Linked DNA regions of Homo sapiens: region 1 is linked to region 2. The links are chromatin loops, found by intact Hi-C in ENCODE. Cell type or tissue: PC-3. All regions are shown on one strand. Each heading gives the region's core, and the rest is flanking DNA. Links, peaks and the distances in the headings are about the cores only. Region 1 has its middle 5.1 kb from the start of PLCH1. Region 2 has its middle 67 kb from the start of PLCH1-AS1.

Region 1 (6,924 bases), core at 2,974-5,473, 370 kb before region 2:
CTCGGCTCACTGCAACCTCCGTCTCCTGGGTTCAAGCCATTCTCTTGCCTCAGCCTTCCTAGTAACTGGAACCACAGGTGCACGCCACCACACCCAGCTAATTTTTTAATTTTTAATAGACACAGGGTTTCACTATGTTGGTCGGGCTGGTCTCAAACTCCTGACCTCATCCGCCTGCTTCGGGTTCCCAAAGTACTGGGATTACAGGCGTGAGCAACCACGCCCGGCCAGCCTGATGATATCTAGAACTCAAGTGAAGACAGTGAGTAATTCAGACAGAAATGAGGTTTTTTAAAAATTCAGGCATTGGGATCATTACTTCCATTTTCTGCTTTGTTTTGGTTATCAAAACACTTTATTTCTGTGTAACTAGCAATGAAATTGAGTAATTAGCGCCCTCTTCTGTTCTGCAACACCGTACACCTATCTATTTTAGCCCTTGTTACATTGTATTGTAATTATTTATTTACATGTCTCTTCTCTCTAGTCCAAGGTATATTAGACTTTATAATTCAAACCATACTTACTGAATTTTGGATCATTTCTGCTCCTTCCACAGCAGGATTTAGCCCTGTTTCTTGCTCATATAGGGAACTCTCTAAATATTTGTTAAATAAATGAATGAAAGAATAAATGAATGGCCCATCACAGTGCTGCCTTGTCATTTTGACCAGGACCTTTTTTTTTCAGTCAGAATTTCCCCCATGCATCCCATCAGCCTACACCGTGAAGATTAATTTGCTGAAATGATCTGAGAGAACATTTTGTAAACTTGTCAAGTTTAAAAAGGGAGACATTTATTTTGGACAAAGCAAGCCCTCTTAATATGTAGCTAGTTTAATTATGCAAATAAGTGAAACAAAAACTAAATACAAATTTTGAGGTGCAGAAAAACTTTTGCTCTGTTTGTACAGAAAAATCCAACCATTTGTTTTCTGGTTAAAAATAAACAGGTGTTAGTAAGAGAGTGCACACCCCATTAGAATTCCAACTGGTAGGGAAATAGAAGAGTTTTCCTGGTGGTGTAAATTGCCTCCCCCCACAATGTCCCCCGTCTTTCAAAACTTTAGAATTTGCACTGTAACTCTTTCACCAGTGTCTTTCCTCATTTTCTGTCTACAATTCAGTTTGCTTGTCTTTCTAAACTTTTGTTCAATGTCTATAAAAATGGTGCTTCAGATTCTTTTAATTATATTATTGAATTCTACAGAATTTTTTAACAATAGTATTGGAGGGGGAACCCAGTATATTCCATGAGGGAAATATGTAGCCTCATAGTTTCAGTATTACTTCTAAGGCTGAATAAAGAAACTTCAATTAAAGGTCTGTCTTGGTGAGCAAGCTTTGACCATCTTGAAAGTTGCAGATATTGGCTCTGTGGGAGGTCTTTCTGGAAACAAAATGCACAGAGCTGAGTTGTGAAGCTCTTAGGAAGGAGGAAAAGGGGCTCTCTCCTTCTCTGACACTATTGTTTCCTCCAACTACTTCATTCCCCTTCCCACCACAGGAGAAATAAACAATCAAACAAGTTGGAGAAAAATAGAAAATGGGGAAAGTTCACTTTAATTAGCACACTTACTGCCTTTTAGAAAGTGTTCACCCGATTTTGCGAACTAAAATCTCCCAAAAAGTATAACTGAAGTTAAGAAAATCTTTGTTGAATAAAATTAACTTAGGCACAGCTATGCTATTTTCCCTTCACCCAGCATTCACAGGATGAAGTATTTTGCCAAGGCAGTAAAGTGGGGACCTATTATTTAGAATTCTGATATGTAGTCCAGGCTCATTCCTCAGTTTAACAATTTAGCTCATGTTTTCTCCTTATTTGTAAGGTGAAATGTGCATTTGCTTATTGCTTATAATATTTTTGACCTTTCCAGATAAAAGGGGAAAACAGTTACATAGGCTTTTTTTTTTTTTTGAGATGGAGTTTCACTCTTGTTGCCCAGGCTGGAGTGCAATGGCACCATCTTGGCTCACCGCAACCTCCGCCTCCCAGGTTCAAGCGATTCTCCTGCCTCAGCCTCCCGAGTAGCTGGGATTACAGGCATGTGCCACCACACCCGGCTAATTTTTTTTTTGTATTTTTAGTAGAGACAGGGTTTCACCATGTTAGCCAGGAGGGTCTCGATCTCCTGACCTCGTGATCCGCCCGCCTTGGCCTCCCAAAGTGCTGGGATTATAGGTGTGAGCCACCGCGCCCAGCTATATAGGCTTGTTATAGAAAAAATGTAAACAGCTGCCATTTAAAAATAAGTCATTAAAAAAAAGTTATAGTCTGTTGGTAAGAAATGAAAAATCAGAGTTTAGCCTTAAAAAGTTATTTTCCAGCAGAACACCTGTAGTTTCAGCTACTCAGGAAGCTGAGGCAGGAGGATTCCTTGAGCCCAGCAGTTAAGAGTCCAGCCTGGGCAACATAGTGAGAGCCCCATCTCTTAAAAAACATTATTTTCGGCTGGATGCCGTAGCTCATGCCTATGATCCCAGTACTTTGGGAGGCCGAGGTGGGTGGATCACCTGAGGTCAGGAGTTCGAGACCAGCCTGACCAACATGGTGAAACCCCGTCTCTACTAAAAAACACAAAAATTAGCCAGGCACGGTGGCGGGCGCCTGTAATCCCAGCTACTCTGAAGGCTGAGGCAGGAGAATTGCTTGAGCCTGGGAGGCAGAGGTTGCAGTGAACCAAGATCGCACCACTGCACTCCAGCCTGGGTGACAGAGCAAGACTCTGTCTCAAAACAAAACAAAACAAAACAAAAAAAACCCAACATTATTTTCCTCTGTATGCCAAAACATTTCCATTTGTAGACTTGTGGCTCAGGCCTGTAATCCCAGGACTTTGGGAGGCCAAGGTGAGCAGATCACCTGAGGTCAGGAGTTCACCTGGCCAACATGGTGAAACCCCGTCTCTACTAAAAATACAAAATTAGCCAGGCATGGTGGCGCATGCCTGTAATCCCAGCTACTTGGGAGGCTGATGCAGGAGAATCACTTTAACCCGTGAGGGGAAGGTTGCAGTGAGTGGAGATCGCGCAGTTGCACTCCAGCCTAGGGAACAAGAGCAAAACTCCGTCTCACACACAAAATAATAAATAAATAAATAAATAAATAAAAGTTTAAATAGGTTTCAAATGTTAACAGTAAAAATAATTGGCATATTTGAGAGCTCATTTTGTAGCAGGCATTTTGCTAAGGGCTTTGCATACACTGGTCTTATATAATTTACCATAAGAGGCATGCATTTCTTTCAGTAACCAGCATCATAGTACTGCAAAAATGTGTTAGTTTATGAATTTAAGTATTTCAGAGAATCTCCATATTCCTGGATAAAGTTGTCAAAATATTAACAATTGTTGAAACACAGCGACTAATACATAGGGTTTTATTATACTATTCTACTTTCGTGTATATATAAACACTTCCATGATAAAAAAAATCAAAAACACAAAACAAAACAACTCTTTCAGAGATCAGCTATCCTGGTTATGTTCCTTCCTCCCCATCTCCAGCTCCTGTCAGTTGGCCCCACATGGGGACACATGCTTCTTCAGCTGGGGAGGGAAAGATTGGTAGAACTTACAGTTGGCCATTACTACTCCTCTCTCCTCAGTCTCCCATGATGGATTTAGGAAATTCCTCTTCTGATCTACTTTGTAGATTAAGTCATATACATATGAATCAGTATAAAGGTGTTTCTTTCTTTGGCAGCAGATTTAAGAGAGGGCAGCCTAGGGAACATCTATTCTTTTTTTTTTTTTTGAGACGGAGTCTCGCTCTGTCACCCAGGCTGGAGTGCAGTGGCGCGATCTTGGCTCACTGCAACCTCTGCCTCCCGGGTTCAAGCAATTCTCTGCCACAGCCTCCCGAGTAGCTGGGATTACAGGTGCCTGCCACCATGCTTGGCTAATTTTTGTATTTTTAGTAGAGACGGGGTTTTACCATATTAGCCAGGCTGGTCTCGAACTCCTGACCTCATGATCCACCCGCCTCAGCCTCCCAGAGTGCTGGTATTACAGGTGTGAGCCACCGTGCCCAGCCCATATCTATTCTTTTTATTTGCCAGAATCTCTTCCTGCCTTCACTTGGTAGGACCAGCCCCTTTCATCTTGGGAACAAATCCTCCCTGGTTCCAAGCAGTTCTGATGGGCTGCTACTTATAATACCCCGCCTTCCTGGCCATAAGGGTGTGTGTATAATCAGGATCTGGCCACACATATACTCTACTTATTGTTGTCCACAGTAATTGACCTATGGATGGACACATGACCTAAGTCAGGTCAGTTCGAATCCTTTCCTACCATCTTATTTACAGATGGTAAAAGCAAAAAGGCCTCTCTAGCTGAGACGATTGAAACCTGGAGCTGTCTCTAGTCATGCTCTCCCCACCCCCAGCTTGTACAGAAAGCTCATATGGAATAGGAGAGAATAGGATCAAAACACTGAGAAAAGCAGAGACAGGGAAATAGTAGGAGCAAAGGTGAAAGTGTGAGAGTGACAAAAATTCCTTGCTTGGCCAAACAAACATTAGTCATGCTTCTGAGCCTTCTCCTGGGCCCATATGTGCGTTTTCTTGTAAAACTCAGTTTTAGAAAAGAGTTCTGCCAAGTCAGTTTAGCAAGAACCCCCACTCTCCATATCTGATCATTCTCAATATCTGATCAGATCCCTCATCCTCCACTATTGCCCAGGTCATGTCTGATCTCCCTGGCCTGTGTTCAGCAAGAATCCAGTTATGTCGGGTTAGCTAGAGTTCCTCATATTCCTGATGTTTCCTCTTAGTGATTTTTCATCCAGCAACCCCATCTGTTCTTTGTCTATAAATTCCAAGCTGCCTATGCTGTATTCTGCATGAGCTCCTTGCAGTAGTCCCTGTGCCGATTTCGATCGTGCTGGATAAAGCCTTCCTTACCATGCTTTAACACTGACTAATTTTTTCTTTAACAAGAGAAATGCTGATTCTGAATTGCTAGACTCCCACCGTTTCTGAAGTCCTTATCCTTCCCCCTATCTTAAAGTGGGAGTCAATACATCAGCTTTTTTTACTCAAGCTGGTTTGATAAGGGGTTTTGTTATTTGTACCTAAAAGCCGTGACCAATTTGTAGAGTAGGGCCATAAAGACAGGTACTACGCTCTACTTCAGGAGTGCTATCTATATTCCAGCTAAGGCTTACCACCTAGAGCAGTGCCTGGTACATGGCAAGTACTAAAGAAATATGTGTTGAAAGAGGAGTGCCTCTTCCTTGATACGCTTTTTTGGTCAATGGTTTTCTTAACTTGGTGCATTGATTAAAATAGGGAACATTTATCTCCTTTCCTCTCTTGCTCGTGGATATAACTCAAGATGGTTGCTGTTTAAATTTGAACACCTTAAATAAATGGCTCTTTTTGCAACTGGAAGCACAATTTTTGCACAGCTAGAAAAATCTTTTTCCAACACAGAAATTCCCAGTGCAGTTTTCTAAGAAACCCCCTACGATACGCAGCACAGCAGGCTCACCACAAGGCACATCAATCATTTTACTGTGTATCAGGCACCTCTTACAGGATTTTCTGTGATCCTGGTGTCAGTGCACATTCTGTATCAAGGCAGAGATGATATGTAGAAATCTGGCAGCTATTTAGAAGGGAGGCTGGGCAGTGGTGTGCCAGTATAATTAATGAGAGTCATCGCTTAGGAAATGAAGAGGGTGGGGGTTGGGAAGGATGCCTTTCACCATTCAATGGCATTTAAGAAAAATTGATGCTTTCTTAGCACTTTTAATGCTGGGAGGACATTAAGTCAAAGAATCACAGCAAAAGATTTTTGTAACTACTGTACAGATGGATGTCCCTGTGCTTGAAGAGGCAGGGCTAATTCAACCCCAGACTTTTCAGCCAGGCGGATTTCAACCTTGTATTGAGCTACCAGCAGGAGTTCTTTATACTTGGAAAAGTGGTAAATCCTTACTAAAAGATCATAGCTTGCATGACCAAGAGATCCTCTAGAAAAGGTACTTTACTACCATGTAGGATGTTTGTCTTACCTGCCCAAAGAAGTTTTAATGAAGATCTCATTTTCTCCAGTTCCCCTTTAACCAGTGAAAGAGGAGGGTATTATTTGTTTTGTTTTTCTATTTATTCTTTGGTAACCATGGAAGAGTTTGTGTAACCTAGAGAGGCTGCTTATTACCCACTGTCTAATCCCTTTGTTATTATTCCATACTCTGATTGTCACAAGCAGGAAAAATAGTTCTGTCCTGCTTCTAAAAACTTAGCAATGTAACACATTTTCTTGTTTTTAGTGATTTTCTCCAATTAATTAATTAATTGTTTTAGTGATTTTTCTCAGATAAATAATGTTAAAACGACTTGGAGAGAAAAGCTACATTAAAAGATTATGGATGTATAAATGTCCTAAACATTTAAGAACATGCATAATTATGATTCATACCAACTTCAGAATTATTACCTTTGGGAAGGGGTGGGGGTAACGAGTCAGGAGTTGGGGTTTAGCTATATCTGTAATGCTTTATTTAAAAAAGAAGGGCTGGGGGGAGCAGGAGTATTACATGGTATATATCCTGTTTTTGGTAGGTTTGAAATATCACACAATTTAAAAATTTAAAAGTTTACAAAATTATGGGAGTTGATTAAAACTATCAAAATAAAGAATGCATAGCAAACAAGTGCTCTTATTATGAACTTTGTGTCTGAGTTTATTTCAACATGTGCATCTGCATTTTTTCAGACTCAAGAAAGACAAACACCGGAGGTTAGGGGGTGAACTGCTGCTGTTGAGGGATTATCTTGGTGGTTTTTTTTTTTTTTTTTTTTTTTTTGGCTTTTCTATTCACCATGGAGGTTACCAGCAAAACAAATCTCCAACAAGCTTGTTTACAAAATATAAAGCAGTTTGGAGGCAGAGGGTTAATGACTTAATTTC
Region 2 (6,924 bases), core at 1,845-4,344:
CTCCTGGGCTCAAGTGATCCCCTTGCCTTGGCCTCACAAAGTGCTGAGATTATAGGTGTGAGCCACCGCACCCAATCTCCCAGGTGATTTTGATGTTTCTGTAGGTTTGAGAACCACTTGAAGGGAAGCAGTCACAGTCAAAAGGTGACAGAAAAGCTAGTAGATAAATTGCAAGTGCTATTTGAACTCCTGAACAAAGTTCTCTGGATGCTCACCCAACTCTGGTAAGTGGGGAGTGTTTACCAGTGCAGATGACTTGTAAGCAGGTTCTTGAAGGATGAGTAGTTTTCCAAGTAATATATTGGTGCAAGAAGATTCTAGCCCCAGGAAACAGCACTCACAAAAGCATGGAGGTGTTCATGGAACAGTGGGAAGTTCAGTGTTGATGGAAGGGGTACCCCTAGGATGCACAAGCAAGTGTCTGATATTGGGAAACACAAAAGGTAGAGCCTGTTTCAGGGGAAAGTCAATGGCTTGACTTTGGGGTTTTCATAAGATTCTTCATCTCAGACCCCAGTGGTAGCGCTGTGAACTCCTGGCCTCTGAAACTCCAGAGGGGACCTGGGAAGCTTCTTTGGACCTAGCTTTTAGAGGACTCTCATCTCATGTGCAGACAGAGTCCTCTTGAGGTTGACTCTGAAGTGGGCGCAAGTTGTGGAGTGAGATGTTTTTTAAAATACCTCTGTTTTAAAATACACCCTCTGCTCTCCTCAGTGGGCCAAGGCCACAATGCAGCAAGGCTGTTGACTAAGACCCTCTGCCCAGACATGCTTCAAGGAAAGGGCTGGTTCTGGGGCACAGGATCCAGTCACTCATTTCTTTATTTGGCAAACACTTATTGAGTGCCTGCTGTGTGCTGGGTATTGTGCTTGGCTTGATGGTGAAAGATTCTCTCCTTAACCAAACTCTAATCAGGCTCCTCTGAACTCTCTTCTCAATTAGGTCCTGACCTTTGGGCTTCCTTTTTTATCTCTGTATTGTCTAATTTTACCAAGAATCCTGTCGAGTCAGTTTAATGTTAATCCTCGATATCTGATCACCCTCACTACCTGACCAGGTTCCTTATCCTCCATCATCCTCCTGGGTGATGTCTGACCGCCCTGGCCTGCCTTCAGCAAGAACCCAGTTAGGTTAACCTCTTTACTCCTATTGTTTCTTCTTAGTAATTTTTCACCCACTGACCACCTTCCCCCCACTTTGGGTATACATTCCCACTTTTTCTTTGCTATCTTCAGAGTTGAGCCCAATCTCTCTTCCCTATTGCAATATCCCATTGCAGTGGTCCCTACGCCTATCATGATGGTCCTGAAAAAAGTCTGCCTTATCATCTTTCACTGGTGTCATGAATAATTTTTCTTTAATGGTGAATATGAAGTTGAATAAGACAACTCCCTGGGTTTGTGTTTACTTCTGCCATTGATGCTATTTTTAAAGCTCTGCGGCCCTTCCTGTATTTTTCTTTCTCACTGAGCAAAACAGGGTAAATAGCCTGCAAATTCTCACCAAAAGAAAAAAAAAAGTGCTGTGAGTTGAATAAACTCAAATGAGCAAAGAAAACCAGAATATGTTTTACTTACTCTATTCTTCAATAAAATGTTTTACTGTTATATTTAGGATATAATTCACTCCCCAGGAGAGCACCACTTGAGAACAATTGGTTGAACAAAGTTTCTAGGTCTGAATTATCTTTTTGGATAAAAAAGCTTTTGATGAATAATGATAATAATAATAAAGATGCACTGGAAAATGTCTTGTATTAAAAGGGGGAAAAATCTCAGACATTAATGCTATGTCCAGTCTCTCTATAAAAACCCGTCAGCTTCTTGCTGTTTTTAGTCAATTTCACAGTGGGGAAGAGAAACAGGCTGCTGGATTAGGAGAAACAAGTTCAAAGAAGGCAGCACAATTGCTGAAAACATTCCCTCAAAAGGAGAGCTTTTTAGTTGTAGCTAAATATATGGAAATAAAAAGCAAATAGAGGTATGGGTACATGTACGGGGTTGAGGGGTGATCATATTGGGAAGTACAGACTCCAGGGAGAGTTGTGAAGCTGCCTTTTTGAAGAATAACAGGGAACTTTATGCTGTGAAATTGACTATAAATTTGCAGAGTGCAAACCTTCCTATTCTTCCAGGCTTAGAAGAGAGATTTGCCCACAGTCAGTACTCACACAGGGCACCTTGGGGTAAGGGCAGGATCTGTTGAGCAAGGAGACTAGGATCCTGGTCCCAGCTCTGTCACTACTCAGTTCCCATGGCAGGTCTCAATGAATATTTATTGAATGAATAATTTGTATGCATTTTATTAATTTTAATATTAGCAGATGCTCTAAGGCAATGATGGTCCTGGCTGTATGGCCATTCTCCCAGAGTTCATGCTATTACCATAAAACCTAGGACGAACTTCATTGAATTCTTCTTCATTTTCATGTCAAGGTATTTTCAGAGAAGGACAGGGGACTATTTAAGTCAGCAAGAACCAACACTTGACACTCATGGCCATGAGATATGCTTTGGACTTTGCCAAAGGAATTCTACAAAAGGAAGGACATGAAAGGAACTTGCTACCACACAGTTTGGCCTAAGAATTGGAAGGAGAGGAAGCTATGTGAATTTGACAAAGGACTACATTAAAATCAGAGATTGTGGCACAGTTGGGTGAATGGCAAAAGGAGATGCAGGGTTTGTGAAGTAGTGATTTTCCCTGACACTGTGCCGTGGAAAAGGAGGGAGCCAGGAGATATTAAAACTGCTGATAAATGAAAACACGACTGTTTCCTGGTCACTGAATACCTGGAACATCCCTGCTGCTGGGGGCCCCTTTCTATTCATACCATAAATATATGCATGGTGTTTTGTGCTGTCCCATCAACCAGTGTATGACACTGTTTAAAAGTCTATTAAAATATATGTTTGGAATATTTATTGTACAATGATATCAATACAAATTTCTAAAGGGAAAAATGGATTGATAATCTTATTACACTGCCAAACCAATTGTCTTTATTTTCTCCATTTCTTTCCAGTCCTTTTTCACAGTCCCATGTCAGCTTCCTGATGGGCTGGGCTGGTCATTGGGATCCTATGTGGCCCAGCTGGCGCTGCAGCGCCACCACGTGGCTTCCTTTGCTCTTTATTGGGCCTACATTCCCAGTGTCCTGCCCAGATGTCAACATGTTTGTGGCTGCCGTTTGGTCCCCACTTTCCTTATGGGATCCTGGCAACCTGCTATCTCCAGCCTTTTCTGGGCCCTGCTTTTTTCTGACAAGACTGTTATCATTCATATGTAAAAGCTTATATAAAACTTATATATGTTACATAAGTTCATAAAAATGTATAAAAACTTTTAACAAATTTGCCGATAAAAATGTTTATCATCTACCTGTAAAAGTTAGTGTTTTCCACTTAAGTGTGGTGTAGGGCATAGCAGCTCCTTCTTCCTAGCATATGCATGGGAAATTCTGTCAAATCTTTCTACACTTTGATTTATTCCAAGGCAATATCCACTGTATTTGCTCTGTATGGCTCCAAAAATCAGTCTATAACATCCTAAAGTATAAATATCTTGCTTTGCATAACAATTTTTCCTACTTCCAGATAGTCAATAATGCTGAATCGTTTCGTAATCTGTCTTTTCTCTTGAATTTTTTTCTTAATTAATTGACCTTAATTCCTAAGGTTAAATCCCATAAGTGGGATTATGAATGAAAACATTAAGTTTATTTTGGTTTTTACCAAGATAAGATGGTAACTTGGACACATTCGTACCTTACTGGAGGACGACGGACCATCATTATGGTTCTCTTGAAATAGTTTAGTTTTGTAGGGAAGAGGGTGCTGTTTCCCATGTTTACTGGCATGTGTATTGGAACAGAGAGGTGACCACCCCTGTCACAGGCCCTCTTTGTGCTGCTTTCCATTAGGGTTCTGTGAAAACAGAAGTGAGTATGAAGAATATCATGTGACTGAAAAAGTAAAGCACTCTGTGATTTATTGCAGCACATTTGAGTTTTATGAGTGATATTTACTATAGTCTCTATGGATTGGCTGGACTGCCTTTCTGCCTATGCCTTTTTTTTTTTTTTTTTTTTTTTTGGAATTTGAGGAAAAATTTTCTTTTTTCCCTCCAGATAGTATACTAGTGCATGAAGTTCCTACTGTGTTACTTGCTTGAAGATCATGTTAAATTAACCAGTCAATGTCTGTGTAGAGAAAGATCCTTGTCCTAGGCTGTCATAGTGTGAGCTCACCTTGAATGGTGGTAAGTGGGTTCCGTGTGGCCCTGGAAGGTACTGGTGGAAGCAGGCACTCCTTAACTGAGAACAGTAGTGTAAAGCCATAGCTTCTGGGAAAGCCTGAGAGAAGTTTGGTAGATCTGGAAAGTCATTGTCTGGAAAGCTAGACAACTCTGTAATAGAGCCACACCTCAACCTGGGGCCAAAATGGCCACAGATTTAGACACTGGCTTTTGCTCCACATGAGGGAGTGGTAGGTGAGGGGTGGGGATAGGGGTTGGTTATACAGGTCATGGGAAAAGCAAAGGGCAGTCTCAATTTGAAGGCACTCTACATGCAAAAGATTCACCTTCCACCTCTTTCCCTCTACCTTCCTTACCTTCTGACTTTTAGAAATAAATAAGCACAGAACTAAAGCCATACTAGAACCAGTTAATAGTTTATTTTCATAATAAGTTTTCAAATAGACATAGACTAGTAAATAGATTTGAAATTGCAAATGTCTTGAGGTTTGAGGTTAAGAAGTTTGAATTTTGGAACATTCTCTTTATGAAGGAAGAAAAAATTTATAAGGCAAACAAATGAGATTTCATGAATCAGTTTATTTTGTTAATTACAAATTTCTCACTATTTATTAATCAAATTAATGGAAGGTAAAGCCCTCTGTATTAGTTTTCTAGGGTTGACATCACCAAGTACCACAGACTGGGTAGCTCAAGCAACAGAAATTCATTTTCTCACAGTTCTGGAGGCTACAAGTCCAAGATCAAGGTGCTGGCAGAATTGGTTTTTCTGAGATCTGTCTCCTTGGCTGTAGATGACTGTCTTCTTCCTCTGTTTTCACATGGTCTTCTCTCTGGGTATGTCTGTGTCCTAATCTTCCCTTCTTACAAGGACACCAGCCATATTGGGTTAGGCCCCACACTAATGGCCTCATTTTAGCTTAATTACCTCTTTAAAGGCCCTATCTCCAAATACAGTTTAAGTTCTAAGGAACTGGGGGTTAGGGCTTCAACATATGAAATTTGGAGGGACACAATTCAGCCCACCACCTTTCTTTGTGAGATTTTTGGGAAGCATTTTAACAATATGAAGCTTTTCTGGGATTAAAGAGTGTATTAAAATTTTTGAAGTTTCTACTATGTATGTGCTCAGAACTTGCCAGGTTCAACAAGGGACTCAAACAGAGGGTGGAGTCCTTTTCAGAGAAAGTTAAAATGAGTTGAAAGACAGTAATAACTTTTAAAATGTGAAATGGAAAGGGCCATTTATAAACAATTTGCTAAAATAAATGGCTATCATCAAGAGGAGAGACTCCTTCGGGTTGGAGTTTCAAGGCAGGTTATGTGCAAGAGGTGGACTTTGAGATGGAGCATAGATAATACACCTGTCTATCCCCTTCTTTTTAAGTGCCATCATTTCCATCCCTGTGTCTACATATTTTCATGGCTTATTTAAAACAAAAACACTGGGGGATCTGGTGTTTGGGTCTCCCTTCCCTTCTTCTTTTTCCTTTTCTTACTTAAATTGTCTTTATATATTTTTCTTTCTAAAAAAAAAAAATAGGGACTGGCGTGGTGGCTCACGCCTGTAATCCCAGCACTCTGGGAGGTCGAGATGGGCAGATCACTTGAGGCCAAGACACCAGCCTGGCCAACATGGCGAAACCCCGTCTCCACCAAAAGTACAAAAATCAGCTGGGCATGGTGGCGTGCACCTGTAATCCCAACTACTTGGGAGGCTGAGGCAGGAGAATCATTTGAACCTGGGAGGCGGAGGTTGCAGTGAGCCAAGGTCACGCCACTGCACTCCAGCCTGGGTGACAGAGAAAGACTTTGTCTCAAAACAAACAAACAAACAAACAAACAAACAAACAAACAAACCCATAATTTATTTGACTGTGGTAATCCTTACACAATCTTCCTTACACATTTTGTAAGGAATCATTACATTGTACTCCTTGAGTGTATATAATTTTTATTTGTCAATAATATCTCAATAAAGCTGGAAAAAAGTAAATTAATACATAAAAGAAAGACCATAGTACCACTACCAGAACACTCTTTTACCTAGTGTTATATACATTTATCTTTCTTAGTGGAACTCAAAGTTATCTGCATACGTAAAATTTATAGAGATAAGCAGTGTTTCTGATTTAAGTGAAACTTATAATTTTTCCCTTTGTGAGAACCCCCAGAATGAACACCTCACAGGCAAATTTAGAAAGCAATGATAAAGGCCATTTATATGTAAGTCAGAAATAATTACTTCCTAAATGTCGGCCACTAATACTGGCTGTAAAATAGCCCCAGGCTTTGGATGAGAGCGCACAAAAAATGAACAAGAACATGATCGAGAGCCATCAGGGAGCAAGAGCGAAGCAGATAGTGGAGCTGGGTGTGCTACAGCCTGAATGCTGGCATCTCCCAAAATTCGAAGGTTGAAACTTAACCCCGATGCAATAGTATTAGGACATGTGGCTTTTAGGGGATGATTCAATCAAGAGGGTGGGGATGGGATTAGTGCTCTTATAAAAGAGGTTGAAGGGAGATGCCACGCCCCTTCTGCCATGTGAGGCACAGAGTCTTCACCAGACACCAAATCCGCTGGCACCTTGATCTTGGACTTCTCAGCTTCCAGAACTGTGAGCAATAAATTTATATTGATAAATTACCCAATCTAAGGTAATA

What was found. A loop is a pair of places that touch in the nucleus more often than their neighbours do. Peaks named below come from ENCODE experiments on the same cell type or tissue, not always from the same donor. Only the 100,000 strongest peaks of a DNase experiment are listed, where the experiment ranks them.
Region 1: a loop joins it to region 2, with 2.3 times the contacts of the local background. A loop is called at or near these places in 1 of 110 quality-filtered maps.

The regions. Positions count from the first base shown.
Region 1 is chr3:155,746,711-155,753,634 of GRCh38, reverse strand. No RefSeq gene overlaps it. Among named protein-coding and RNA genes, the nearest start is that of PLCH1, 5.1 kb to the right of the region's middle. In PC-3, for the core only: no CTCF peak of the experiment used is centred there; a DNase peak (open chromatin) is centred at 4,494; H3K4me3 peaks cover 647 bases; H3K27ac peaks cover 1,050 bases.
Region 2 is chr3:155,378,785-155,385,708 of GRCh38, reverse strand. No RefSeq gene overlaps it. Among named protein-coding and RNA genes, the nearest start is that of PLCH1-AS1, 67 kb to the left of the region's middle. In PC-3, for the core only: a CTCF peak has its summit at 3,111 (motif pointing left); a DNase peak (open chromatin) is centred at 3,108.